Regions from separate parts of the Mus musculus genome. Here region 1 is linked to region 2. The links are chromatin loops, found by intact Hi-C in ENCODE. Cell type or tissue: left cerebral cortex. All regions are shown on one strand. Links, peaks and the distances in the headings refer to the core of each region. The heading gives the core; the rest is flanking DNA.

What was found. Peaks named below come from ENCODE experiments on the same cell type or tissue, not always from the same donor. Only the 100,000 strongest peaks of a DNase experiment are listed, where the experiment ranks them.
Region 1: a loop joins it to region 2, with 2.0 times the contacts of the local background. A loop is called at or near these places in 3 of 42 quality-filtered maps.

What each region holds. Positions count from the first base shown.
Region 1 is chr3:123,746,815-123,762,603 of GRCm38, forward strand. It overlaps the pseudogene Gm15400. Among named protein-coding and RNA genes, the nearest start is that of Gm24456, 11 kb to the left of the region's middle. In left cerebral cortex, for the core only: no CTCF peak of the experiment used is centred there; DNase peaks (open chromatin) are centred at 7,599 and 8,291; H3K27ac peaks cover 2,012 bases.
Region 2 is chr3:124,064,765-124,080,553 of GRCm38, forward strand. No RefSeq gene overlaps it. Among named protein-coding and RNA genes, the nearest start is that of Gm40144, 65 kb to the left of the region's middle. In left cerebral cortex, for the core only: no CTCF peak of the experiment used is centred there; DNase peaks (open chromatin) are centred at 9,306, 9,781, 11,464 and 11,651; H3K27ac peaks cover 955 bases.

The sequences.
Region 1 (15,789 bases), core at 4,316-12,315, 320 kb before region 2:
AGTTATTAACTTTGAGGATTGAAAAATTCTCATCAGTAGTTCTTCTAAGATTTGCTTTTGCTTTTTCTGCTTTATTGAAATGCAGTGATGCAAAGCTTTTATATTCCTCCAGACAGACTGCAGACTACTTGTTCTTAGTGCTGGGTAGATTCCTTTTGGTTTAAGGTTGATGCTCTGCTTTGAGCAGTGGGCATTCTTTTTCCATTTTCTCTTGCTGAACCCAAGACTTCATGTTTTTAGTTCGGATGGAGATTGTACCTGTCCTTGTCCAGCTTTTATCAGTCTCAGACAGGCCCTATAAACTTTGAATGGGGTGTGGATTTTTTTTCATTTCAGTCTCCTTTTCAGAGATTCAAATCTTTTCTTCTAGTGTGTGTGTGTGTGTGTGTGTGTGTGTGTGTGTGTGTGTGTGTGCTGTTGTTTCTGTTGTATTGGGTATATCACTGATAAAAGATTAAATCTCATCAGTCCCTGAAGATCTGTGGGGAACACTTTTCCATAAGCCTATTGGTTGCTCAAATTTCATCTTTGGAAACCCATTTATTTAGTTAATTTGCCCATTTTTAATTAGTCACTGATCTCTTTGCAATTGAGCTGTAAGGGCAGTCTCTGACGCTTCCTCATATGCATAGACACATGGCTTGTGATTACTTTCCTAGGCTATAGGCAGCACTCTTGTTCCCTTTGTTGCTCAGAAACAGATAAAAAAGATTCTTAACAATGTATTAACAAACAAAATTCCAGAGATATTAAAAAGATCATCCTTCATGGCTAGATGAGACAAGCCTCAGAATAAGAGAATAATTTGAACTATGCAGTAGGAAATGCATATCTTAATAATAGAGTGAAGAATAAATATCATATTATGATTTCAATACCTGTAGAATAAGTATTTGATAAAACAACATTCTAATAGATAAAACTGTCAACAAATTAGAGCTAGGATGTACAATACTCTACAAAATAAATATTAATTCATGATAAGCCTGTTTCACATCATTCTCGGTAATAAAAACTGAATGGATTTTCCTCTAAGATGAGAAACAATGCATTGATATGCTGGGGCTTTTATATAGTTATATTTTTATTTTTAATTATGTATTTGCCTTTATGTCTGTATGTGGGTTTGTGCACATGAGTGCAGGTACCCATGGAGGCTAGAATCAGCTGATAGGTCTCCTATACCTGGAGTTACAGGTAGTTGTGACCTGTACCATATAGGAACTGGTAACTAATGTTAGGCTATCTTCAAAAACATTATGTCCTCTTAATGGCTAACACATCTCTTTAGCTCCTGGAGGTTTGATATAGTTTCGTCTTCTGATGATGATTTATGTGTTTAATACCAGAGTGCTGGTACTGCATGGTGCTCTGGTACCTTTAAGAAGTAGGATTCATGGGAAGGCCTTGGGGATTTGCATTCAGAAGAGATTGATGGGTTCCTTTGATGAGTTATCATAATTGGCAGCCATACAACAAAGTGCTTCTGTTTCCTAAATGACTGCTTCCTTCGTCAAATACTCCCATCAAGATGTGATGCAGTCAGAGGGCTTCTTGACAGAACTGAACCAAAGCAGTTGTCATGTGTGTGAAATTAAAATACTAGGAACTTAGCAAACTCTCTTTTTTTGTAAACTTAGGTGTACCATAGGTAATTTGCAGTGAAAAGATGACTACTACAGGTATCTATTTTCAGTTCTTCTTTTTAACGTATTACTGGAAGGTCTAGCCAGAGCAAGTGAATAACTAAAAGAAAACTTTACAATATTTAAACCAGAAAGGTAGAAACAAAATTGCCTCTGCTTAGAGATGGTACATCTTATTTGTTGACGTCTTTTTCTAAAAAAAAAAATGCCACCAAAGTTTTATTAAAACTAGTAGGTGAACTCTGGAAATCAGTCTGGCGGTTCCTCAGAAAATTGGACATAGTACTACCGGAGGATCCTGCAATACCTCTCCTGGGCATATATCCAGAAGATGTCCCAACCGGTAAGAAGGACACATGCTCCACTATGTTCATAGCAGCCTTGTTTATAATAGCCAGAGGCTGGAAAGAACCCAGATGCCCCTCAACAGAGGAATGGATACGGAAAATGTGATACATTTACACAATGGAGTACTACTCAGCTATTAAAAAGAATGAATTTATGAAATTCCTAGGCAAATGGATGGACCTGGAGGGTATCATCCTGAGTGAGGTAACCCAACTACAAAGGAACTCGCACAATATGTACTGATAAGTGGATATTAGCCCAGAAACATAGGATACCCAAGATATAAGATACAACTTGCCAAACGCATGAAATTTAAGAAGAACAAAGACCAAAGTGTGGACACTTTACCCTTTCTTAGAAATGGGAACAAAACACCCATGGAAGGAGTTACAGAGACAAAATTTGGAGCTGTGACGAAAGGATGGACCATCTAGTGATTGCCATATGCAGGGATCCATCCCATAATCAGCTTCCAAATGCTGACACCATTGCACACACTAGCAAGATTTTGCTGAAAGAACCCAGATATAGCTGTCTGTTGTGAGACTATGCCGGGGCCTAGCAAACACAGAAGTGGATGCTCACAGTCAGCTATTGGATGGGACACACGGCCCCCAACGGAGGAGCTAGAGAAATTACCCAAGGAGCTAAAGGGAACTGCAACCCTATAGGTGGAACAACAATATAAACTAACCAGTACCCCGGAGCTCTTGTCTCTAGCTGCATATGTATCAAAAGATGGCCTAGTCGGTCATCACTGCAAAGAGAGGCCCATTGGACTTGCAAACTTTATATGCCCCAGTACAGGGGAACGCCAGGGCCAAAAAGGGGGAGTGGGTGGGTAGGGGATTGGAGGGGGTGGGTATGGGGGATCTTTGGGATAGCATTGAAAATGTAAACGAGAAAAATACCTAATTTATTAAAAAAAAACTAGTAGGTGAGTTTGTGTTGCAAAATTGATGTATAAAAGTCAATACTACATATGTACATTAATACCCAACCATATGAAAAAGAAATCAAGATAGCCTTTTTCATGATAACATTAAATAATTGGCATTAATTATAAAGATAGTAATCTCAGGTACTCAGAGCAGATGCTTATTGTCAATAGATAAACAATAAATGACCCTTCAAAAATTAAAGCCTGTTCTATATAGTAATGCATTAAATGGGAGAAATTGTAGACAAGGTTACAGAAACATGAATCCAGGGTGAATGGGGCACACAGATAATCTGGGTCATGTCAATCTGCTAATATAAGAAGCTGCTGGGTTCTAACAATGAAAGCAAAAATGGCCCCACCTCTGCCATATTGACTTGGACAGGGTTAGCCAGATGCATCTCATGGTCACTACTAATCCTTGCTCTTCCACTCATTAGGGAAGAATTAATTTTTTTCTTGACTTTTTTCTTTGTGGAAATACAAAACTCTTTGTTCAGTTTCTCAGAGAACTCCTCTACATTTCCCTCTGTCTGTCTGTTCCTCAGTCCCTCAATCCGTTCTTTGCAGTTGCCTTGATTAGCTTGGCCAAGACATTGGTATTAGGTTGTGGCATCTTAGGGAAGTGATCGGGTCATGAAAGAGAAGCCCTATGATCAAATTACCCCCAGCTCCTGGACGATATCCTGTCTGTCTCATTTCTTTGTTAATTAAGTCTGTTTCCTTTCATATGTAATAATCTATGCTGAGTATTATAGCTTTTCTGGGTTCCATGAGTCTGGTTAGCTACTGTGAGCTGATCTTCAAATCCAAGAATGGTGTTAGGATCTCTAGTCATGTGCCTGATGTCAGATATGGCTGTTACGTTTGCAGACAGTAAAGATGAAGGTCAGGGAGAAGGGCATTCATTTTTCTGATAAGGACAGTGATTGTAATCTGGACCCAGCATTTCTCTTTATAAGTCATTGACTAATTGTGTTGGTACAAAACCGCACTAGCTGTAACGTCAGCTTACTAGCATCATGTTTTTCCTAATACTGTATTTTTATAGAAGAAAAGGGAAATTGAATATTAAGAAACAAATGCAATTTCTTCCATAAGTAGTAATAAACTTGATTTGAGTTAAAAAATAATTTGTCTGTTTGGATATTAACTCATTATTTAAGTGTTTACCTTTTCTGTATCACATGACTTTATATTTGAAATTGCATAAACTAATTTTTTGTTGTTGTTACCATCTTGCTTTATTGCAGATATGACGTTTTGATGTGAAATGGATTTCATGGTTTTCTTATTTAACGTGGACCTGATGTGAGTCTGAGTGAGGAGCTGCTAACTTAATGAGGCACTGCTAATAGAGCTATGTGCACATGCGAAAGATAAAGTATTGGCAGGAATGTAGTTGTTTCTTAGCATTCAAATGGCACAGTGTTAGTCTACTCTTTTCTGTCATTTATTTTTTTCTGAGACTATGCAAACGACATTGACTTTATGATAACATTCTTCAACTCAGCACTACTTCTTTTCTCAAAAATATCTTTTAATTTTTAACTAAAACATTATATAGCTTACCATCTCTCCTCTTAATTCCTCTCATGACTGAATCCTTTAGATTAATAGCTACATTTTCTTTAACTACTACTGTCTCTCTCTCTCTCTCTCTCTCTCTCTCTCTCTCTCTCTCTCTCTCTCTCACACACACACACACACACACACACACACACCCACACACGACTATATATATAAATACAACTTGCTCAGTCTAGCTAGTCTTGCTTATATGTATTCGTGTTTAGGGCTGACCATTTGAAAAACCAGTTATGGGGCTCATCCCTTGGCAGTTATTAATGGCCTGGAGCTCCTTATCTAGGGTAGGACCTTAAGAGAGTTTCCCTATATACTTTGTCATGTTAGCTGGTGTTGTCTTTGTTCAGGTCTTGTTTAGATATCCATATTACTGAAATTCACTGGGTGTAGCTTCCCTGTCATGTATTAAAGACACTTAAAAGTTTAATGCCTGGTCCTTCAGTTTTATAATTTGTGTGCTTCCTCTTCCTTAATTGTTCATGAGCCATAGATGTAGGGATTGTGTTATAGGTGTATCAGCTGGGGCATTTTGGCCTATCATGAATTCCTGAAATGGTTTCTGTACACTGAAAAAGGAGCTGAAAAAGGATGAGGGGTGAGATACTTTTAATCTATGACTATAAAGAGAAATATATAAAACGCTATTAGGAATTATACTCATTTATGAAAGTGGCTATAGTATGATCTTTTCTAAGATTCATGACTCATTGACCACAGGTGGTTGGCTGGATTTGTGCTACCTGGTATGATTTTCTTTTCATTGAGTAGGCGTTAGGTTCTTTTAGAGAGTTGTTGGTTATTGCCAAAGGTTGTGTGCCACTATTGCACTTGGAGACCTATCTTGCCACACTGGCGCTTGCTTGTCCTGGTTCTTAGATTTTATGACTGGGTAGGTCTACTGATAGCTTCCTTCCATTGTCAGCTTGCTAATTTGATGTTATCTCCTGGTAATATGAAAGCTAGGACCCAGGAGAGAGGCTTTGGAGTTAGATCCTGCTCAAATTCTCCTAGTCCTGGGTCTGAAGTCCATGTTATCTTCAGCAATAGAGATTTCAACTTCTTAGAGACAAATGGTAATAGCAATAGTCTATATTAGTTTGGGAGCCCCTTGAACTCCCCTAAGCAACAACTCAAAAAAGATAGTTTCTCATACTTAGTATTGGAAATTTCATTAGATAGTCTTTTTTGTTTGTGATGAGTCTTATCAGCCCAAGAGGTATAGCATCATTTAAAACAGGTTCTTCAACAAATCAGCATTATTTGAGAAAGTGTTCTTAGGACCTCCTTCCCTGCTCTAGCTATGATTTGGTACATGATATCTGTACCAGACTTTCCCCAGTGTGTACGTTCCTTTTCTTCCATTCATTTCAGAAAAACTGCTTTGTCCATGGTGCCCAAAAAGTCTCAGTACTGGCAGAATAAAACAGTGACCATGGTCTGTGCTACATGAGTTTCTCATATCTCAAAGAGAGCTACCTTCCTTAAGAGGGATACTTAGGAACTCAGCTCAAACAGACTGAGTTCTGATGTGTGGATACTGTTTAAGCTAGCAATTCTCAACCTGTGGATTGAGACCCCTTTCAGGTCGAAGGACCCTTTTACAGGGGTTGCATATTGGATATCCTGCTTATCAGATATTTGCATTATGATTCACAGCAGTAGCAAAGCTACCATTATGGAATAGTAATTAAATAATTTTATGATTGGGGATCACCACAATGAGGAACCTTATTAAATGGTCACAGCATTAGGAAGGTTGAGAACCACTGGCTTAAACCAAGATTAGCTGGGGAAATCAGACAATGAATTTGAACTAGAAATATGGGCTGGAGATTAGCTAGTAGAACCAAAAGTTGACAGAGACATACAGAGAAATGATGGAAGTTTGTTGTGTCTCCTAATGATGTCAAAGAAGCTACACCCATGAAACCTCACCAGCATGACTGCCTAAACATGACCTGAGCAAAGAAGACACCCATATACATGCTAACATGGAAGAGAAAATGCTCAAGAGACTTCAACTCTATACACAGAACTACAGGTAACTAAGGAATGCTAACAGTAGGAGAATAGTCTTCCTCAGGGCAGAGATCTAAATAGTTATCCAGTACCACATGGTTAACTGAAAGCATACATACAAGTAATACTATACAGACCAAGGAGGATTTATTTGTATGTTTAGACGCGCGCAAGCACACACACACACACACACACACACACACACACACACACACACACTCTTACTTTCACACTTGCATCATAACAATTAAAGAAAAAGAGGTCATGAATTTAAAAGATAGCAAGAGGGTATATATGAGAGGGTTTGGAGGGTGGGAAGGGAAGGGAGGTAACAATGCAATGATTATAACAGCAAAGAAAAAGGACAGTTTTACACACTGGAATCGGTCTGATTATTGACAGTATATAAAAGGAGAACATAGCAGAAGCAGGAAAGGGATTAAAACACAATGGTGCAATACACTCCTGTTTCTCAATAGGTGAACTGAAAACCTGTTGATTTTTCAGAGCACTGTCTAAGCCTCTACTTTCCAGTGCTTTAGCCATTCTGAAGTTTAATGTTCCAGGGTTTCCAAAAGGTTTGTTTGTTTGCTTGTTTGGTCGGTTGTTTTTTGATTTTTGTTTTTGTTTTGCTTCCTCAGAAAGACATTTACCTGTATTTTATGCCTGACATTATTTTATGAAATCATGCATGCAAATGCTGGTTTGAATATCCATCTGTTCTCTGAGATTCTCTCCTGTGACATCGAGCAACTTTCCCAAGTTCTCAGTTCTTCCTCTCCTCCCTGTGGGTCCCCACGACGTAGCCCCCTCCTATGACAGTTCTCCACAGAGCTGTCTGACAGAATGCCTTTTACCCACAGCACAGGGATGGCAAACATTTATAGCACTACATCTCCGCGCAGCTTCACAATTTATGTTTATGTGTTAAAGCAAAATCTCACTGAGAGCTGTTAAATATTTAAACCACCCCCCCACCTTTCCAACCCCTACCCTTAACATTTTTGTTGTAAGGCATGCTGCCCAAAATAGAACATGTTCTCCACATGTCTTCATCTCCCAAGGGGACTGGTTTCCTCGCACCGCTCTTTCAGCTCTGTATGTCTGTCTCTTTCCCTAACAGATAAGTTTATATAACTTCAAGTCTACAGCTGTTGTGAGAATTATAAATTAGACCTTGGGTAGGGCTGGATGACTCACTACTTTGAAGAATATGCATAGTAGCAATCTGTATCAAGGGATTTACATATTCATTTCACAAATCTTTCAGATGACACTGTTACTAAATCAATGGCCTTCCAAAATTCTTTAATAGTTGAACCACTTTCCCCCCTCCCCAGTCATTAACTTCATACTGAATGGGGTTGCTTCATTTGAACACTAATAAAAATGTGCAAACACTTCCTCCTTAAATACCTATGCTTTGAAATCTCTCCCATTTGGTCGTTGAGATACCTTCTTGGATTTCTGATCTTTGGAGTACCCCTTAAAAAGTCATTTCCCTCCCTCAGAGGAGAAGGACATGGGGGGATAGGTGAAGGATTGAGGGAGGGGTGATTGGGAGGGGTGCAGTGAGCAGGATGTAAAGTGAATAAGTAAAATAAATAAATAAATAACTTAATGAAAAGCAAGCAAGCCAACAAGCAAGTAATTTCTTTAAACTTTGAGAGCCACAAACCAAGGCTGAGTGATAAAGGTGAGTCATTTAGAGAATCCAGGAGAAAATGTCTCTGCAGCTTCCAGAAGCTCTGAGTCATATGCTAATACATTCAGAAAGGATGTGGGCAAATCCTTAACTATGCCTTCTTGTCATTTTCTGTTTCATATGGTTGTTTCAGCTTTGCGGATGGTTCTGACTGGCCTGAGATTTTTTTTTTTCTTAAAGGGGTATAGTAATTTTTATGATGTATATTCATACTAACAGCCATCAGAGCTGGGATGTATGCCTCTGAGCAGGCAGTTGGTACCCTTGGTTTCTGTAACGTCAGATACAAGAGCTATAACACCAAAGACAATGAGAGAGGGGGTGACTGTGGTGTTCCATCTCTGTCGGCTCATTTCAGTAGGCAATCACTGGACCATTGTCTGACGATGACAATGATGATGACGACAAAAGGTCCAGCAATCAGTAAAGTACAGTGTAGAGATTCTCACGTACTCCCACCTTTCAGGAACTGCTACAGTAGCGGTGGTCCTGCTCTGTCTACATGGGCGGTAGATTGTAATAACAAGTTACTAGGAACAACTGTAGGGAAATCTATGATTCTCTGCTGAAATTATCTCATCTGAGAAAGGAAAGGGGAATTGTTTCCATGACTGCTTGAGTGTCCAGAAGTATTAGAAGATCCACCATAGGACTTGATGAATGATATTGAAGAATTATATAGTTTTCTGTGGAAATTATACTAGAATACACATAAACATCTTATTTAACATGATTGCACTCAATAAATATGAGCAGTTATGGATGGTGTTATTATTAATGTTTATTTAGCATACATTTACCTGTATATGAATTGGTTGAGTATCAACTAGCAATATGGAATCAAATCTTTGTGTGAGTACTGCTTTGTTTTGCTTTCACACAGCATGCACAATTCTTGTTGTTGGTGTTGCTCTGCCTCGCATGGATGTTACAAAGGGAGGGAGGGATGCATTTTAGGTAATACTGCCTTCCCTGTCCCCTGGGGTTAGAGGCAGCCCAACTACCATCACATTTCACAGATCACCTATTTACCACCCCTTTGCATCCTACATGATACATATTAACCAGGGCCATTATTCTTCAAAAGTCTCCATTTCAATATTTAGCTTAAACTGTGTCCCAGCTTTCCCAGGTACCGGCCCTTCCAGCCCAGATCACAGGGCAAATAGGTTCTTTCAAACCTAACTCGGTACCATGGAGAGACCGTTCCCTACATTCCTGAACTACACAGCCTCCCTGCTCTCTACTTCTTTTCAGAGAAATTAAAAGACACTTTGTTTTGTTTATGATGGGGGATGAGGCTGTAGCTTTATTTCAGAGCCATGCTATCAGATCTGTAGTATCCATCTCCTTCAGGGACCCTCTCTCAAACCTCCTCTCCTCTTTTCTCCCTTGCTGAAGCCTAAAAGAATCACGAGGCTTTCAAAAAGTTTGTGGATGAGTGAATGAGTTCTAAATGTTGACACATAAGTTCCCAAGTATGTATTCTTACTTAGAATGAATGTAGATGAACTCATCATATATATACATTTACATCATATAAACACACACACACACACACACACACACACACACACACACACACACACACACGGGAAAGAACAGAGTTGTTTATTCTAACTGATGTAATACAAACAAAAATTCACATCTGCTTATGTCCCCAGTCTCATGGCAGTTTTCAGAGTTTTAGACTTGTTCTTGAAGAGAGGACATCGACACTGTTTCACACAGCATTGAGCGGGGGCATTTCGGATGTTTTCACTCTGTGTTCTGCGGGACACTGGCAGTCACTTGAGGCTGCCTGATCCCCAAAGGGAAGCTGCTGAGATTTTGAAGGTGCAGCATCTGCGGAGCCTGGCACCTCTGCCTGCACTTTCTTCCCTTTCGAGCAGTTTGAAGTCAATAGCTTAGAACACAATGGCTGTTAGAGCTGGGTTTACACTTCAGGAGAAGGGAACATTTATCAGATGATAAACTTTTATAGTTCCTGTTCATGGTGTGGTTGGCAAAGGAGTAATTAAAATCTATAGCATATTCTTTTCCCTCTATTTTATTTTAACCCAAGGCCATCTAAAAGCCCAACTTAAATCGGCCACCTACAGAGGGGGAAAATGTTTACTTCCTGTATCACAAACAGTTTCACATCTTCTTGAGAAGGTTAAAAAAAATTACTTAAGAATTTCTTCTTATTCCTGATGCTAGGTCTTATCAGGGCTCCAAGGCTTACATTTGAATGGAAGCAGTATATATTTGCAGGGCAGTGAACAACCAGAACAAAACATATCCTTTTGAGTTTTGCCTTGTGGTTATGAGCATGGAGATACAGGAGTAAAGGCGACTGTTTTCAAATGATAGTGAAAGAGTTTATTTCAAATGCATGTTGAGTTTGAAGAGTGATTTTTTTTCCTATACATTTTCAATTTTACAGTTTGTTTCATTTATGACCTCAAGTGCTTAGTTCAATTCTATCATAAATTACACATATAATATACTTTCAGAAATTATAAAGTCAAGTTCTACAAGTACTCATATGCTTGATAAAATTATGAGGAGGGGTGAGATATTCTGCAAACATAAATCTCACTCATTATACAGGATCTCCATTGTATATGAGTTAATTAAATTAAATTAATATGCAGAAATATTATTTTTGTCTAAAGTGATAAAAAGCCAATTTATTTAATATTTACATATACATATAATGTTTTAATAAAATCTGTTTTCTATTCCTTCCTGTCCATGTCTTCCTGCAAGTCCCCTCCACCACTTTCCTTCCCATCTTTATAGATTCTCTCAGGAGGCTGGGGAAGAATAACACTAAAGACCTTTGGAAACACCATAGGAATCCTACTATAGAAACTTCCTAAAATATATACATACGCATTAATAAGAGAGGTTTAAGTGAAATTATCCTACAATGTGGCAAATGTCTCCTCAAAGCCTATGGAATAAGAAGCCCAGTGGTATATATTAGTCACCTATTTTTGCATTGTGATCAACTGGGTTCCATAGATACTTCTACAAACATCATAGGCTATTGCTGTTTCTTTTTGCTACCCTTCAGAACTTGGTGATAAGACCCTATTGCTAAAGATAGCACACACACGAGTCATGAGACATGATGAAAATCAAGCCTGTTCCAAAACTTTTATAGGCTTAGAAGTTTCTGTGCATTATACCAGGGTTGAAAACTCATCAACTGTCATAATTAGCTATGAATCCTGTTGAGCTGCAATAATAACTGACCTGGCAAAATAGGTCCACTGGTACAGTAATGGCATTAATGTTATTGAAACAACCAACCAATTTTGGGCTGAACTTAAAGCCCACCCCAAAAGGTGGAATGTATACCTGTATCATTAACTGGGTTGGAACCCGTGACTGGCAGTGTCTTGGACACTATTATTGTGCTCAACAGACAAAGCAAAACACTCTCCTTTCAGTTCGTAGCTAAAAATATCTTTTAAAAAAGTAGTGGTTTGGGGAGAAGTGTTTTACTATATATATCTTAGCCTGAACTGGCATTCCAGATCCTGTCTCCGTTTTCCTAGTGCTTGGTTATGGGTGTGCACTACCACACCCAAGTTAGAAAAATAACAAATTATAATGATTTAACACAAATATTACATAATTACTGTAAGGAGTAATAGATAAGGGTATTCAATGATTATACTGCCTCTAAGCTAATTTTATCTATGTGATCAAAACCTCAGAGGTAGAACAGACTATTACATCCCAAACACAGAAACATTAACAACAAAGCGAGTCCATTTATTGTTATAGAAGGAAACTTTGGGTCAATTGCTGATGAAAAAAAAAAGTTAGACACAGAATAGGAATAAAATAGAAATAAACTTGTACACTTGTAAAAACATACTCAAATACTTACATTAGAATAAGAATGAGTCTGGGAGAAGTTGCCAGAAACTCCTGACATTTGTTGTATTTGGGGTATGAATGAGAAGAACAAAAGCCAGTGCAGGGCCAAGAAGGAGGAAGAGGTGTGTGTGTGTGTGTGTGTGTGTGTGTGTGTGTGTGTATGTGTGTGTGTGTATGTGTGAGTGTGTGTGTATGTGTGAGTGTGTGTGTATGTGTGTGTGTATGTGAGTGTGCATATGTGCTTCCCTCTTTTCTTTTCTCTGTCCCTTTTTTGATTTCCAGAATGGATAGGGCTATGTAAATTGTTAATGGATATTTTACCAATATTAATGCTTTGTAATCTGTAAAGCCATTATTACTTAATGTAACAATTATATTAGCACTAAAAGACACTGTATCTATATCACAGGTATAAATGGAAGGCTAAGAATGTTTAGGTCCATAAAGCTTGTGAAACTAAGATGTTGGAATCACTGATGGAGGCCATGGTGTCAGCTCAGCAGGTCAAGATACTTGCTGCTCAAGCTTGGTGACCTACTTGGTCCTAAGGTGAGAATGGATTCCGCAAGGTTGTTCTCAGATCTGTGTATGCGTTCCATGACATATACACCCTCCCCTATGCAAACATTGTGCACACTCACACAATAAATAGCCATAACAACAATAATAAATATAAATTTGTAAATTTGTTGTTGGAAATAGGAATAACTGCTCTTCGCACATTGGGTTGATATTAAGCTAAAAGTTGTCTGTTAGTAATTACCACCAATATTTAATTTTTTGGGGGGGGGGATAGTGCTTCCAGCCAATGGTACCTATTCAAGTTTGGTGATAGTGAAGGATAATAGCACCATTTAGTACCTTGAAATATGCATGGGTGGGACTTTTGCTTAACTGAGTGGCAGAGTGTTACATTAGTTAATTACTACCTTTGTGAGCAGAACAAGCAGTTGATTCATAAATGGTCATTAGGAAATACTGAGTCTGGGAGCTGGTGCTTGAGCGGTGGACTGATGTCACATAGATAGAAACACAGTTGCTTAGGTAAGTGTGCTTGACAGACTGGCTCTTAGAGACTTGTTTCTTGGAGTAAGCCTATTCATAAGTGGCTGATGTTCCAAAGTGGAGTGCTGTCATTGAGCAGCTGGGTTATAGTAGTGTGTTCACTGGAGAAATCTGTCACTGTCTGATTCAACTGATGCCACACTCATTACGTAGTTACTTGTTGCCGATGACAAAAGAGATAGCAATTTTTTAGAAACATGGCAACCTATATTTTCTCCTTTATTATATATATTTTGACTCTCTGTGTGTCTTATCTACGCTATCCTCTCATTTATAAACAAGTTATACTCTGTATTGCCATGTAAGTATGTCTTCTGAATTTCTAGAAGGTGAATAGCAAAGATTTGTCCTAAATGTTGCTGTTGGGCTCTCTCTCTCTCTCTCTCTCTCTCTCTCTCTCTCTCTCTCTCTCTCCTCTCAGAAAAAGACTGTACGAAATGGGCCTAGAGGTGATTTCTTCAGGGTAGGAGGGAAAGATTCTGAAATTATTACATCAGGGTAATAACTTTGTAACCAGAACAAATGTTTGATGATCCTAGGGAGAATTCAAATTACTTTGGCTCTGTTTTGTCAGGACCAATCAGTCATCTATTTACAAGAAATCGTGGTAATTCTTGTCGCAGGATTAGAGAAGAGGTTGGCACACAGATCTTTGCAGACATGCAGACAACCACGGAGGGAGGCTAAGATTTCTATGTGTTTGCTTGAGAAGCTGCAGGTTCAAATAGAGGTTCCGGATGAGCCCCGACAGACACAGGGGCAGGTGATCTTGCCAGTAATCAGAGGATCTGGGCTCCTTGGAGACGGTATCTTGTTGAGGCCTTGAGGAAAGCTCCCTTGGGAATCATAGCAGTGAGGCACCTTCTTGATGGAGCCTGAGAGACACGTGGCAAAGGTAGATTTGCAACCCGTAAAAGCTTTGAGTGCTATGGAGCAGAAGTTTGAAAGCATAATATTTTGTGGTAAGTGGGAACAGGAACAGAAGGCTTATATGTGGGTGTGTTTGGGTGACTGCTTAGGTGATAAAATAGAGTCTTAAAGGGTGTTCAGGTTATATTTCTTAAACTCTTTGTATAAACCAATATTGATCCTCTTCCAACTTGAGGTGCTGTTCAGGGTGTATATGCACCTTTTGGGTTTTAAACAGTCCGCTTTATAGTTTCATCAATCTGCCAATTTGTGCACTCACGTTTTTTAGGCCACAAACCCGTATTAGAAGTTCATAGTTATAGGAGGGTGGCTGAGGGGAGGGGAGGAGCCACAAAAGGGATTGTGGGAGAAAGGCTTCTTTCTTTCCTCTGGTGGCAGCCATTAGGCAAGCCAAGATGGGTGCATACAAATACATCCAGGAGCTATGAAGAAGCAGCCCGACGTGATGTGCTTTCTTCTGAGTGTCCTCTGCTGACAACACCACCAGCACTCTGCGCTGCACAGGGCTCCCTGACCCACCCGGCCTGATAAAGCGCAAAGTCTGGGATACAAGGCTAAGCAAGGTTATGTCATTTACAGGATTTATATCCACCACGGTGGTTGCCAGCGCCGGGTTCCTAGGGATGCAACTTACAGCAAGCCTGTCAACCATGGTGTTAACCAGCTGACATTTGCCCAAAGCCTTTAGCCTGTTGCTGAGGAGAGAGCTGGGCGCCATTGAAGGGCTTTGAGAGTCCCGAATCTCTACTGGGTTGGTGAAGATTCCACATATAAATATTTCGAGGTTATCCTCATTGATCAGTTCCATAAAGCTATCAGAAGAAATCCTGACACCCACTGGATCACCAAACCAGTCTACAAGCACAGAGAAATACATGGGTTGACATCTGCTGGCTGAAAGAGCCTGGCCTCAGAAAGGGCTACAAGTTCCACTACACAGTTGGTTCTCGCCGTGCAGCCCAGAGAAGGCTCAATACTCTCCAGCTCCACCGTTACCACTAATACACGTGATATTTGTAAAATCCGTATCCAATAAACAATTTAGGATAGTCAGGAAAAGAAGAAGTTTATAATTATGGGAAGAATTTCCATGCTCACAATGTGATTTGGTAGCTAACAGTAGCAGTGATAATTATATTTAGATGTCCACACAGCAGGAAGATACAGAGTCATAGAGAATAATAAAAAAAAGTCAGCTAGTTAGAACCAGGACCCTGCCATAGAAGATATAACCTTGGGACATAAAATTGGCTGGATTCCAGGAAGTGACAGTGACAAGAAGTGACCAAGGCATGTATGAGCAAATGAGTATCCCATGTCAAGGAGCAACATAGCTGAAGGTGAGTGTCTCGGGGAGACCCGAGTGGTCAAAGTCGATACAAACTCAAGCTAGTTTCTCACAGAAAGCACACAAAAAAGTTGATCCCAAAGGCAGCAGGATTAGACTTGTTTTAATGACTTTGAAGACATTTTCAATGTAAATGCAAGTAATTGTATATTTTAACACAGTTCTTTGATATTTTTCAATCTTTCTCCCCTCATTTCTTACATATTTTTACAAGACTTGATTTTACTTCACCTTAAACTCTACCTCCTACAGTTTAGAGGTAGGATAAAATCTTTGACACTGCTGTTAGGGAAGAATGTTGAAATGCCTGCATGTCTCTTTC
Region 2 (15,789 bases), core at 5,332-13,331:
TGAAGGATGCATAAAGACAATGTGGTTCATTTACACAATGGAGTATTACTTAGCTGTTTTTTTTTTTTAAATCACATCATGAAATTTTCAGATGATTGGATGGAACTAGAAAATATCATCTTGAGTGAGGTAGCCTCTCTCAGAAATACAAATATGCTATGTATTCACTTGTAAATGGATATTAACCATTAAGTAAGTGATAATCATGCTACAATCTATAGTTCCATAGGGGTTAGGTAATGATGAAGGCTCTAGAAGGGGATGAGTGGATCGTCTTGGGAAGGAGAAATAGAATAGATTTTGCAGGTGGAGTGGGAGTGGGTGGGGATAGGAGAGGGAGGGATCAGGTTGAGAGTCAGGATGGAGGAAGATATTATTGTAGAAATGGCTGGAATTGGGAGGCAATCAGGGTGTGGTGTGGAAATCTAGTGCAAGGCAAATTTCTGGATGATTCTAATGAGGACTCCTAGTAATAGAGGATACAGAGTCTGGACTGGTCATCTCCTCTAGCCAGACAAGGTTTCCAGTGGTTAGACTGGGCTGCGTTTGGTTCAGTTGGTGGTATAGGAGTTTCCATGCGGAGCTCTCCAAAGAACTCATCCTGATATTAGGGTAGAAAGTTGACCTCAGAAAACTGACAATACAGCCCCATTGCTAAGGATGACATCCATACAGCACATTCAACATAGAGAAATCAAACTGTTAAAGAGATCCACAGCTACCCATTATGCAGAGAGTCGAAATTAGAAGTCTCCACTGGGTTCCTCTTTTCAGAGATCAGAGAATCCTGTGGATGGGGCAGAATGATTGTAGGAAACAGAGGGAATGGAGGATGTGAGGAGAACATGGTCCACTGAATCAACTAAGCGGGACTGTCTCATAGGGGCTCACAGAGATTGAAGAGGTAAGCATAAGGTCTGATTGGATCTTCAGCAGTCCTCTGCACATATGTTGTGTCTGTTAGCTTGGTGGTTTTGTGGGACTCCTAATTGTTGGAGTGGGTGTATCTCTGTCTCTGGACTGTTTCCCTCCAGTTGGATTGTCTTGTTTAGCTTTTGGTATGAAGGCTTTTGCCTTGTCTTACTGTGTTTTGTTTTGTCATGTTTGGTTGTTGTCTCCTGAAGGTCTGCTCTCCTTTAAAGAGAGACAGACTGGGAGTGCATCTAGGGGTGGAGGGGGGAGAGCAAAGGTGGGAGGGAAGCTGGGAGAAGTGGAGGGAGGGAAAACTGTGGTCAGGATGTATTGTGTAAGAGAAGAATCTATTTTCAATAAGAACAAAAAAGAAAAACACTATGATTGAAAACAATTCAGTTGACTGCCTAAATAACTAAAAATCCATCTTTGTATCAAAGTGGTTTATGACAGGAAGAAAAGACAAATATATATGCGTGTAAAATAGGTGCATTTCCCCCATTACAGCATTCTTGTTATTATGAAAAATTTCTTTTAAATTTTATCATGAGAGAAGACAGAAAAGTGGTTAGTGAGAAAAAAACTACCTCAAGTATATTTATCTTGCCCGCTAGTGCCACCAACTGCCATAAGAAGGGGAAATCAACTTTGTTTATTGTTTTATCCACATCTCTGTGTATCTGTGTGTTTGTGTGTGAAGGGGTTCTGGCAGAGGCCAGAGAGGATGTAGAATCCCCTAGAATTAGAGTGGTTGGTAACCCCCTACCATGAATGTTGGGAAATGAATTAAGCTCATCTGTAAGATCATGAAGTGCCTTTAACCTCCTAAGCACAAAGAGGGCAACTTTAAACACTCAGTTGATGCCTAACAGATGTTATTAGTTTTGCCTGAAGTCAAGTGGCTGTGAGACTAATATGAAGCATCTGACTTATTTTTGACTAGTGTTAACAAATTTTGTGTAAAGTTCAAAAAGCAGAGACTCATTGACAATGAAGGGTATAAGGTAGTTTTCTATAGAAATTGAGGATTATGGGAACATGATAAGACAGGTGGAATACTGAAGCTGGTGAGTGCAAGGGCCGGCACCATTACTTATGAGACACTGATGACTTCCACTTGAGGCACCTCTGCTGTGCCCTGGTTGATAGACTGATGCAATCCTTCTTTATGATTTGTCCTTTCGAGAGCAGTATGTGAGCAAGGTAAAGTCTGATAGAGCTAGAGTATGGTCACCACCTGCTTCTGAGTCACTACTGCTCCCACAAAGAAAGAGCATGTTAAATGGTGCTACAAGTTTTTAGGCTGGTGCTTACCTTTCAATGACAAGGTCAATATGGCAGCAAGTAGGATTTCATTATAATTTAAATATAGCCCTTTTTTTTTCTGGACCTTGTGGTACAGGTCTGTAATCTCTGCTACCGAGGAGGAGTGGAGGTTGGAGAGTGGTAGATATCTGTCTCTCCAGGTTAGAGAGCAAGTTCAAGTTCACCTTGAGAACTAATGAGAGAGCTAGAATACAACCCAGCAGTGGGACACCCGTCTGGCATTAGGTTCAATCCACAGGATGCTGCCAAGATGCATGCTATTACTGTATCCTCATTATTGTGAGCCAGACTGACTGACAGAGGATGCTGTGCATTCCCTGCTGCAAACTACCAAACACAAAGAGGTCAGCACCAGTGCACCGGAACAGCATGCTACTCAAGAAGAGTTCTCCTCTAACATGAGTTTTGTTAAAGCCTCCTGCCACATCCATCAGATTTCCATTTGGTTTGATTGGAGTGTTGAAACAATGAGACTGTTGATTTTGCTTGTTCTTACCCTTCTTCAAAATCCAGTTAAAGTCTAATTTCTCTTCCTAGAGACTTTCATGAGCACATGTTGACATGTAATGACATGGGTACAGAGACCTATGTGTATCTGTGCGGATAAGCACATTCTGCACATATGGATCCATGAACACAATTGTGGATGTGCACAGACAGATACAGAATTCTATGCATGTCTGTGTGCATAAATACACTTTGTACATATAGAACCATGAGAACCCTTGTGTATGTGAGCTGACATGAATACAGAGCCATAAGGTGTGGGGAAGGATGAGGGATACTTTTGTTCAAAATGCTGTTTTATTATAGCACTGGATCTCTAAAATTTGTAATGGTTCAATGTCTTTAATAAACAGTTAATATCTGTGCTCCCGAGAAAGTCCAATATCCTAAGCTAGTCAAAATGCATCATTTTTAATACTCAGAATTCCCGAGGTAGAACAGTGATATTTTTCATATAAAAATTCTGCCTTTGGGGCATCAAGCTTTTTCAGCTTTAAATAAGACAGAATTGATTTTGCTGCAGCAGCCTAGTTTTTTTGTGTGGACCTATGTTAAGATAGTTTTTTTTAATTAAATGTCAAATCCAGCTTGGCACCAGAGATGCAGGGTGTGCTTGATGTTTGAGGAAAACTGTCAGCCTGTCTCTCCATGTCAAATTGCCAGCTGCCTGCCCATAATTAGTTTGGGCTAAGGGCTCACTGTTTGGCTGAACCTCATATCACAAATGGCTCAACACTGTGTGACTTGGGGGAGAATGGGAGGCAAACTATTTGTCTTTGAGAGACTGAATTTTATACCTTAAATTATTTAAGGTTACTTTGGAAACTTTTCGTATAGTTGCAACAATAAGTCAGAAATAGCATTCAGAGGAAGGCATGAAAAAGGAAAGTGGAAATCCGGTTTAAGGGCAATTCTTAATGACTTACCGGATCTGTTACTATTGTATAAAGAGAAGACTTTAATTCAATCTGTCATGTGTTTTTAAAATTAATTAGTATGGTTTTCTTCTTTGTTTTTTGAAAATTCCAAGCTGAAAACTAAATAGTCAAGGTACCTGACTCCTGTCTTAATTCTTTAAAATGCTCTCTCTAAGATGATTCATTTTTTTTCAAGATGACATCGTCTTCTAATAAATTAGAAGGCAGCTGCAATTATCCATGTAATTAAAGCCTCCAGCTCTTCATAAAAGTCGATAAACCAAAAGGAAAAGGATGAAGCACTTTCTTTACTTAGGAGACCAAGAAAGAAGAGACACACTGTGGGCTCAGCAAGGAAAAGCAGGCACTGAAAGAGAACTAACTGACTGATAGATGACAAGATTGCCTTCCCCTGAGATAGCAGTTCTGCCCAGGCAGAACTAGGAACTACTTTTTATGCTAAAGGCCTTTATTTATTTGGCTTGTTTTTTGATCAAAATGCACAACACTCTCCTCTTTCCTTTAGAATTCGCTTAATTTTAATCCTTGTGCTTTCAACTTTTCTGTTCTCTCATTTTTAAATTGTAAAAAGAGGGGTTTAAAACTGTAGCCTGACAATAGTTTGCTTTTATTACATCATTAGTCTATTTATGTGTGATATAACCACTAATGGGTTCACATTTCATTTGTCACCCACTTTTGGTCTCTCTCTCTCTCTCCTCTTTTTCTTTCTTACATTTGATTAATTTATCTTTTTCTATTTTTCCCTTCTCTTATGGTAGAACACATGCATATCTGCTTTAGATGGTTGTAGGAATTTAAATGTAAATATTAAACTTGTGAGATTCTGCAGTGAATGTCTCACTTAATCTTTTTCCAGGAAAATAGAAGGATCCAGGTTCAGTCATCCGATCTGAAATGTGTAATGACACTTTTTGGCACTGGAAGATTCTGCTGCCCAGGTGTTTAATGGAGTTGGCATTTGTCTAGGTTTATGCACACTTCCTTCCACTGCCTTCTGTGTCTTTTTCCTTCCTTTACAATAGGTCATTTTTTGAGACTACTTTGCATTGGTGGTCTTAGATTTCTTTTTGCAAAGTCTGCTGGTGGCATGCTGCTATTTTTGTTTGTTTGTTTGACTGAAAAGTTATCTTTGTATTTCTCAAGCACATATTTTACAAAAAAAAAAAAAAAAAAAAAAAAAGGCCTTTGTTTATCCTACCCTAACCATAGCAAAACCAAATGGAGCTCTATCTCTTTCTACTCCATATTATCTTCTCATCTTAGTCGAGTTCTCCATCCTGGAGATTCCAGCGCGTGGACAGCCTCCTCTGACATCCTCACACTGCTCACATGGGAGGAATGAAGCCCAAGCAGAGCTTGAGAAGAACTTAGAAAAGGCTCACACCATCCACTGGGTGGAGCATAGGGTTCCCAATCCCCAGTGAAGGAGCTAGTGAAAGTACCCAAGGAGCTGAAGGAGTTTGCAGCCCAATAGGAGGAACAACAATATGAACTAACCAGTACCTCCAGAGCTCCCTAGGACTAAACCACCAACCAAAGAAAACACATTGTGGGACTCATGGCTCTAGCTACATAAGTAGCAGAGGATGGCCTAGTTGTTCATCAATGGGAGGAGAGGCCTTTCGTCCTGTAAAAGTTCTATGCCCCAGTAGAGGGGAGTGCCGAGGCAGGAAGCTGGAGTGGGTAGGTTGGTGAGCAGGGGTAGGGGGTGGGGTATAGGGGGTTTTCACACTGGAAACCAGGAAAGGGGATGACATTTGAAATGTAACTAAAGAAAATATCTAATAAAAAAATTCATAAAAAGAAAAAAGTAAGTCAAAAAAGAGTTGCTCTGGTCATAGTGTCGCTTCACAGCAATAAAATTCTTTTTTTTTTTTTTTTTTTTTTTTAGTTTTAAACAATTTTTTATTAGATACTTTCATCATTTACATTTCAAATGCTATCCCAAAAGTCCCCTATACCCTCCCCCTGCCCTGCTCCCCAAACCACCTACTCCTGCTTCCTGGCCCTGGCATTCCCCTGTACTGGGGCATATAAAGTTTGCAAGACCAAGGGCCTCTCCTTCCAATGACAGCCAACCAGGCCATCTTCTGCTACATATGCAGCTAGAGACATGTGCTCTGGGGCTACTGGTTAGTTCATATTATTGTTTCTCCTATAGGGTTGCAGACCCCTTCAGCTCCTTTGGTGCTTTCTCTAGCTCCTCCATTGGGGGCCCTATTTCCATCCAATAGATGACTGTGAGCATCCACTTCTGTGTTTGCCAGGCACTGGCATAGCCTCACAAGAGACATCAGGGTCCTGTCAGCAAAATCTCAGCAATAAAATTCTAACTCAGACAAGAAAAAATAAAGAAAAAAAAAGAAAGGAAAAGAAAGAAAAAGAAAAAGAAAAAAGAAAGAAAAAAGAAAAAAGAAAAGGAAAAGAAAAAGAAAGAGAAAGAGAAAGAAGAACATTCTGATGGGGGAGAGGTACCAAGGCAGAGTCGCTCACAGTGTTCTAGCTTAATAGGCTGTGTTCACTGTTCTGAGTTGCCATTGCTGTCCTGAAGACAGCACTCACACTGAAGTCATTGTCATCATGAATATGTCTGCTTACTCTTAAGATCTTATGGGTTTCCTTAGCTTTCTGAAACTCATTGCTCTGTGTCTCATATACATGTATTTTACTTACTTAATGTATCGCTAATTGGCTTGCATCTAAGGATTAGAGACATTCCTGAATTCTGCTACACCCTCTCATTATTTCTTCAAATCTTGCTTTAAATCCATTTTATTCACACAATCATTATCTATTTACTGAGTGATGACTCTGTTAAACATTCTGTGAGGCTTTGAGAATACAGAAGTAATCAAAGCAATCCCAAGGTTGTGCTGGCATTCTGTTGCTGATAATAAAAGTATAAACAGCAAAAATTGGTAGCATATAGAGTAATGATAAGTTTGGCTCTTCAAATTTGTTCCTTTACTATACATGGTTGTTTTACTTTCCATGATATAAACAGGCTAAAAACATTCAAGACTACCAAAGCAGCCTTTCAGAGAATACAGGAAGCAATATTTTAAGCAGAAGAAAATGAAATGAATAAATATACGAATACAAATTTCTGTGTCTATTGGATGATACTGTGTGTTTAATTGTAGGGTTTTGATCCCTTGCATTATGAAGCAGGGTTAGAGGAACCTAGATTACATAGTACACTGACACAGCTGCCTCTCACTCCAGTTTCTTAGTGGTCACCTTTGAAAAAAGTGTTTAATTTATTAATTCTTTTTCTAAAAAATAACATTTTTGCATATTCAGGTATCTGTGTGAGGGTATCTTTTACATCCTGACAAGCAGATGATGGATGGATGAGGTCCCACTGGAACTGCAGTTGTAGATTAGATGCAGGTGCTTCTGCTAGAGCAACATCGTTCTTCATCAATGAGGTTTCAATTCATTCCTAAGGTTAATATTTTGACAATGCCGAACCTATCTTTTCCTCATTGTTACATCTATGAAACATTTCTGTAAAAGTACAAGTCCATTGCTATTAGATCCATAATTTCATCTAAGACCTACGTCTTATATTGAGGGTAGTTTTTTAAATTTCTGTTTTGTTTTTGTTTTTGCTTCACATTTACCTAGATTTTGTGATGTATGAGTTCTTTATTGTCACTTGATTATCAAGTTATCCCAGCACAGCTTGATGAACAGGCAATTTTGTGGAGTGTTGATGCTGATGTCCTTGTTTTTCTAATGAAATGATCCCCCAATGTATAGATTTTCATTTTACCTCCTCTAATTTATTTTCTGTTAAACAGCCAATAGGCTGCTGCTGCCCCCTCTTCCCCCCACCCCTTGTCTTCCCACTCCTCCTTTTTCTTCTTTTAGTATGACCATTTATTAACAAAGGGAAGTAATTGATTCAAATAAGAGTTCAACATGCACCCTTTACTTAATGCCTTGTTTAATTTTTATTTATGTTTATATAATATAATTGTAAAGTTTTTAAAAATATAACATTTGCCAACTGATTTTCTTATTGGGCAAAAGAAAAACAGATATTAAAGTTTTACCCAATGGAGGAAGTATTTGTGTTTGTTAAAAGGTATACACTTTTAATTTCAATCTCAAACTTTTTGCCTAAGAAAGAGCATTTTATGACCACATGTTATTTCTCCAAAACTAAATTAGAGCGAGAAAGGAATAAGCATATTCACTGCTAGTCTTTTATCTTCATTTAAAGGGTATGCCAATGTAGTTTTGCACTTTTGTAGAGATAATCTCTTGTACACTATGTAAAAGCATTCACCTGTCAAGAAAATGTTGACTGTCCAATGAGCTAAAGCAGGGTTAGAAGATGGGATATCTGGCACAAAGAGAGGAATTCTGGGGTTGGGTGAGACAAGGGGAGATTCTCCTGGACACCGTAATCTGAGGACTAGATAACCAGGCATGCGGCATGACTTAGACTACCTTAAGCGGGTTAATTGAGCTATGAGCTTGTAGAAATGATTATTGGACTAAGCATGTGTACTGGCTAGTTTTGTGTCAACTTGACACAGCTGGAGTTACCACAGAGAAAGGAGCTTCAGTTGAGGAAATGCCTCCATGAGATACAACTCTAAGGCATTTTCTCAATTAGTGATCAAGGGGGAAGGGCCCCTTGTGGGTGGGACCATCTCTGGGCTGGCTGTCTTGGATTCTATAAGAGAGCAGGCTGAGCAAGCCAGAGGAGGCAAGCCAGTAAAGAACATCCCTCCATGGCCTCTGCATCAGCTGCTGCTTTCTGACCTGCTTGAGTTCCAGTCCTGACTTCCTTTGGTGATGAACAGCAGTATGAAAGAGTAAGCCGAATAAACCCATTCCTCCCCAACTTGTTTCTTGGTCATGATGTTTGTGCAGGAATAGAAACCTTGACTAAGACAGCATGGATTCACACAGAAGAGGTCTCTGAGTAGTTTCTCCAGGGAGCATATATGCAGTTGGGAAAGCTGGCAGTTACACTCCTGCACCAAGTCTTATCCCAACTCTGTGGACCCCCATATGACTCTGAGCTGTTCTCTTAAGTTACTCCTGCCTCACTTACATAGGGACTTAGTTTTCTGCTCATGATTATGATTTTTCATAATCTGTTATGAAACTGTTATGATCTTTCTACAGAGCAAAGGATGTTTTCCTCCCAAATGTCTGTATCATTGCCCTTTTCTGTTTAGTTTGGTTTCATGGCGATACCTTAACACAGGGTGTAACCTGCACCCCAAAAGCCAATAAATGGTTGCTTCTCTCTCTCTCTCTTTTTTTTTTTTGAGGAAAAAATAAAATCTGTTTAGATAACATTTATATTCATATCTATTTTTAGACACCCCCTAAAAAGAAATGGTAACAAACCATTTAAAACCATGTGAAACCCTCTAAAAATCCAAAACAAGAACTAAAACTTTGTAAAAGCTATTAACTTTCAGTAATCTTGGATCAAGCATTAGTGTTTCACGGTAACATCATCTCTTTCTTCTTTAGATTGTACTTTATGCTACAGTTATTTTTATTCTGGTAAATTTCCCCCACAGCAGTTGTGGCTTCTTAGTTGTTCTTTCCTCTTACATAAGCCTTTAGCTTCTTTTATTTCTAGCTTACACATCATATTCTTGGAGAACGATATCCTTAAACAGTGGGGCTGTAACTGTGACTCAGTGGTGGACTACTTGCCTAGCATGCTGGATACCCTAACAACATACAAACCCTGACCCTAAAGAGCAGAACACCAGAGTATTTTAGTTTTCCTACAGATTTGGGGTCTTCTATCTTATGGTTTGTAGCATAATATGTTACTATTCCCTGATGGTTATTTTTTTCCTCCTCCAGTTTGTTTTTGTATTAAGTTGATGGATTTCTTCTCACCATGGTGTGTCTAGATTTGAGCCTATTAGGCACAGGGTATGCTGATGACTTAAAATTCACCATTTCACATTGCTTTAGACAGACTGAACAAAAAGTATGACCAGTATTTGAACGAAGCTTTAAAAGACGTGAGTGTGAGTGTTTGGGTGTGAGAGCACAGTATATTTGATGAGCAAGATGACTACTATCATATAATCATATATATTATGTGCTTACCGTGTTGTTGGGTATTCTTCATGTCAACCCACAGAATTCAGCCCTGAGTCCATGCAGTTCTCAGCATGCAAACCCTACAGCAACTTTTCTATAATTGTGTTCCACATGACACTTTCCTTCCAATGGGAATTTTTTTCTTTTTGAGATTTGAATGTGATTACATTCCCTCTCCCTCCAAACCTCTTTTATACACCTCCTTGCTCTCTTTTAAATCCATGTCCTCTTTTGTCATTTATCATTGTTGTTAAATGCATGCATGTGTGTGTGTACACAACCTCCTCAGTCTGTACAGTGCTTGTATTATGTTTTCCGGGGTGACCCTTTGGTACTGGATAACTGCTGGGGACAGTGGACAATGACAGGGACTGCCAGGCAGTGCGGGCATCTGAGGTGTCTCCATCCAGACCTACTTCTGGCAGTTCCTGTCATTGTATGCTGTCCCCAGCAGATAACCAGTTTGGTGTGCTCTTCCCTGGGGAAAACCTATTTCTCCTGCTCTCAGCATTCCTTGGTTGCCTGGAGCACTTTACGTAGGGTTGAGTGAATATATTTTTAACTACTTATAATTCTGTTACTGGGTTGTTCCAAAATATTGAATATATTTTTTCTTGAATCCACACTGTGTTATTTCTATGTAAGTAAAATCCTGCTCACATATAATGGTAACTGTATTAGCCTATCATAAGTGAGCAGATATGACTAATTCAAAGATAATTCCTATTCTGACTGTTGGAGACATTCTTCACTCTGGAAAATGCTTCCGTTCTCAGCAAACTCAAAGGCTTAGAGTTAGATTATTTCAACATATTGTGGTAATTACAACTTCATTTGGATAAGGCCTGGGATAGCTGAAATATCTATAACCTGTCAACTCATTGAAAAGTACCAAAAGAATTATTTTCAGAGTGGATAAACAAAGAAAATAAAATATGCATATATAATTATCCTGCATATCTCATTTAAATCTTCCTTTTCCTTGAAATTTATAACTTGACAAACTTTTTACACAACCAAAATATTTTCCTTATTTGATAAACATGGATATTCAAATCTTTGGGGTAAAGGAGGCAGCACCAACTCTAACTGCAGAGTTATATGGCTAGATCTCAGAGCTAGTTTTGGGAGAACTCACTCAGAAAAATAAAAGAGCTATAGAATAGCTGATGCACTTTAATTGTTTTATGCTTGAGACTGGAAATATATTAAGAAATGAGGGAGAGTGAGACCTTAATAGCACTGGTAGTTTAATGATATTCAGTTATGCAGAGGAGAGACACTGGAATAGTATCTGTGATTTACAAAAACGTAATTGTTGCCAGAGAGTTCATTTTCCTGACTTCCCCTATATTACATAGATGATTCTTTCCCCCAAGAAGACACATATGGGAAATGCTGGCACAGCTGGGGGCTCCTTTTTCCTTCACTAATCGTGAACTTGGATTAACTTGTTTCATTTCATTTTGAATTCATATTAGAGCTGAATTTTTTTCTGTGAACAGTTTAAAACCATATGTAAGCTATCCTCCTTTAGAGGAGTAATTGCTAAAAATAAAACTGCCAACATGATCTTATAGCAGCAACCAACCATATATAGGAAACGAGCAGAAGGAGTGTCATTTTGTATGCATACTGTGTATGTAAGCCTGTGGGAACCCAAGGGCTTTCCTCTGCAATAGCCTTAAACACAGGTTGAAGTAAAGACTGTTTCCCGAGGAAGCAAAGCTAATCTGCAGGAATATTAAAAAGTGCGTGCTGCCAGCCAGGACCACAGCATGTTTACAATGAGGATGGATGGATGGGAGACCATCTCAGTAGGACAGCTCCAGTGGAGAAAATGTTGCTGCAGTTTCCTGGCTACATCTTCTGCTGTGTGCTTTCCCTTGGCACAGTGACTATTTCCTCTCTCAAGACTAAAACTTGGCATGGGCTGGGTGTCTTACACAATGTCATATAAAGAATGACTCAGATGTAGGAACACGCTCAGGCATTCATATAAGAAGAAACTGCAAGATAAGAGTGTCGTGTTAAAGTGAGGCCACAGGGAAGTTTTGCACAGCTAATCCAGGACATTTGTTTATTCCTAATTCCCAAATACCATCACGCATTAAGTTGTTTCAATGCAGACACTTACAAGCACAGTTCTACACTAAAAACTGCTAAGGGTGTTATCTACAAGTAGAGAGAGTATATGATATGTGTGTGTGTATGAAATAAACATAATATAATTACTTGAGAAGGTTTCAAATCTCAATAATAATAAAGTAGTCAAATAAAAAAGAGATAAACTATGAACAGTAACACTATCAAAAAGAAAGTTATTACCTGGATTGTATAATAATCCTCAAACATTAGTAATTAAGGAAATATATATTGTTTTAAAGTGAAGTACCATTTTCTACTTAATAAAATGTCACAATGAAATCTCTGGCTGCCACCTTGTACATAGAAGTATAACATTTGATTCTCATCTGCTTCTGGTAAAACTACAAGCTTCTATAATCACTTGGAAAATATCTTAGTGATTCCTTAAAAAACTAGAGGAATACATGCTCTGTGACTCAGATATGTACTCTTCCATATTGCCATAAGAGATGAATATGGACATCCAGGAATGTCCATCGCAGCTTTATGTGTAACAAAAGCAAACGGGGAGGACGACCTCATCCTCACTGTGCGAGGAGACTCAGGATCAGAGTACCAGTTCATAGGCCAACTGACCAACGAAGCCACGGCACTGAAGCCTTACACAGAAAAGACTGCCAACTAGATGATTCTGATACATAAACAATGGAAAGAAAATCCATTCAGTAATAAAAAGCAGATTAACCACTGTTTACAAGAAAAGATTTGAGAGGAGAGCAAGAAAGGAAGGACAAAGATTATTACAGAGAAATCTGAGGAACACACACCACTCAAAACACTAAAAAGTTACACATATCAAATAGATGAAATATTTATATATACTATTAGCTACACACACACACACACACACACACACACACACACACACACACACACACACACACACACACCACTTAGAAGACTAAAAAAAATTACACATTATAACAAATAGATGAGATATTTACATACACAGTTAGTTCCTTTTATATTAGGACTTACATACCTGTTAGCTCTACTTTTTTATGCATGTACATATATAAAAACTTCATTGCATTGGCCAGTTAACAACTTCTTTACACTGTATTTTGAAATCAGCATATTATTCATCAGAAATACATCTCTATTTATATTTAAGTTAATTAACTCCGTTCCATCAGATTCAGGATGGTTTTCATATGACATGAATATAATTTTACTGAATGTGCTGTGTTTATATGTCATATTAATTTCCCTTTGTTAAGATCATCTTTTTTAGGTCTTGTCCTCCAGAATATAGTATACACCTTCCAAATTTTATGACTAGCTTAGCTGCTCAATAATTTAACTTCAGAAACTTGGTAATTCCTGGGAAATTTATTATATCTCCAAGAGGACAATAAGATTTTTTTAACTTTAAATTAATTATTGGAGAATTTCATATGATGTAATTTGATCACATTCACCCCAAGTTACTTCCAGGTCCACCCATCCCCTGCCTACTCAAATTTATGTCTTCAAGATCCTCAGTTTAATTTTGTTTTAAAACCATCCATTCCAACTTGTGCTGTCCAAATATTCTCCAGAATGAGGCCATCTACTGGCACATGGTCAACCAACTGGGAGCCACACTTTGAAATTGTGATGAGTTATAGCTTGCTTTTGGTAAGATGTCCATTTTCACCATATGATGCGTACCCACTATGATTGTGGGTCGACTTTTCATCTGTCTTCATCAATATCTTTTTCTGTTTCTTTGAGTTTTTATTTTACAAGTTTTCACTTCTACAGTTAAATATATTTCAAAACACCTTATTTTTTTCATAATAGTATGACTATTTTCTGACTTCTTTCTTATAATGCCTATCATTATTATATAGAAAAGGAACTGAATTTTACATATGAATTTTATATCCTGACAGTTTGATGTATGTGTTTATCAGCTGTAGGAATTTTCTGGTGGAACTTTTAGAGCCTTTTATGTAAAGGATAATACCTTTTGCAAATGAGGATTTTTTTTCACTTCTTTCTTTTCTGTTTCTATTCCTGTCATCTCTATAAGTTTTCTTTTTACTATAGCTAATACTTAAAGTACTGTCCTGAATGGGGCTGGAGAAAAGAGGCATCTTTGCCTTTGTTACTTATTTATGAAGCGATTCTTTGAATTTTTCTCCACTAAACATGATGTTGGCTGTAGTCGTGTTGTACATTGCCTTTATTATATTGAGATGTGCTACCATATCCACATTCTCCTCAAGACTTTTACTATGAAGAGTCAATGGCTTTCCTGTATCTAATGAGATGATCATGTAAGTTTAGTCATCGAGTATATTTATGTGGTATATTTATTGATTTATATATATTGGACCATGATTAAATTTTTGGGGGTTGAGTCAACTTGATCAAGGGTATATATTTTTTATTTCTTCTTGATTTCACTTTGAAAGAAATTTGGGGTCTGAGTTTATCAGAGATATTAGCCTATAATATTATTTTTTGAATTGGGTCTTTGTCAGGTTTTGGAGTCAGGGCAATACTGGCTTCATAAAAAGAAAATGTCTCTTTTCTATTTTATGGGATAATTAGAGGAGTGTTAATGTTAGTTCTTCTTTGAAGGTCTTATGGAATTCTGCATGTTAAGCACCTGGGCCAAAGGGTTTATTTATTTATTTTTCAGTCGGGAGATTTTTTAATGACTGCTTCTATTTCATTTGATGTAGTGAGTCTATTAAAATTATTTGTTTTATTTTGATAGCTTTTGCATGTTAAATATACCTAGAAATCCATACATTTCTTTTAGATCTTTTTCAGTTTAGTGGAATATATTTTTGAAGTATGTCCTACTTCTCCGACTTTTTTAATGTCTCTTGTAATGTTTGCCCTTTAACATCTAATTTTATAGCTTTTGTTTTTTGTGACTTTTAATTTAGCTAATTGTCAATTTCCTTAATCTTTTAAAAGTGGCAACTTTTGTTTCATTGATTCTTTGTGATGTTTTAAATTTGCATTTTATTAATTTCAGCCCTCTCTTTCCATCGACTTCTCTTAGATGTTGTTTATTCTGGTAATATAATTAACTCTCAGTTTATTTCAGAGGAGTTCTTATCTCTAAGACAATACATTTTTTTCAACAGGGTGAATGGACCAGAACAGACTCATATGAAAGCTGTAGGAATACAAACAGACCATGCATTCTATGATACCCTTGTGTTATATTGAAAATTTAATATTATTCAAGAAAACTCCTCTTTGAGGTCTCAAAGTCCTTATCTAGCATGTTTGTCTAATATTGAATCTGAGTTTCCTTCCTGATGCCTGAGTAGTATGCCAGGTATACCATGTCTAGAACCCTATGGGAGATAGCAATTGCTATTTTCACAAAGTCTTGAATTCCTCTTTTAATATCAGAATCAGCAAATAAAGGCCCTAAATAAATATTTTACACAATGCATGAACTATCATGATGAATTCTGTTTCATATATACTACTATATAGCTAAGAAAATGTGGTAATATTGTCTGCACTATGGACACTATTTCTCAGCATTGAATAGCAAAGTTCAAGACTTCTGCTTCTGTAGATACTTTCTGTTGCCATGTTCTCCAGAGAATTTCTTTTTGCATTATTATTCTTTACCTCAGATACAACAAATCATCTAAATAAGGAATACAATCATGTCACTATTTATGTCCATTGCTATTGATCATCTAAACTTCAGTTCACTAGTTCTCATGCTTAGGTAATGACATGAAAGTAGCAATGCCACTTTATTAAGGGCAATTTTAGTCTTATTTTTCTTCCCATAGTGTATTGCACCCCCTCGAGGCTCAATGACAGTGGGGTGAATCAATAATTCCTGAAATGACTAAAACCATGCTCCGAAATTTAGCTTTTGTCTTTGTAA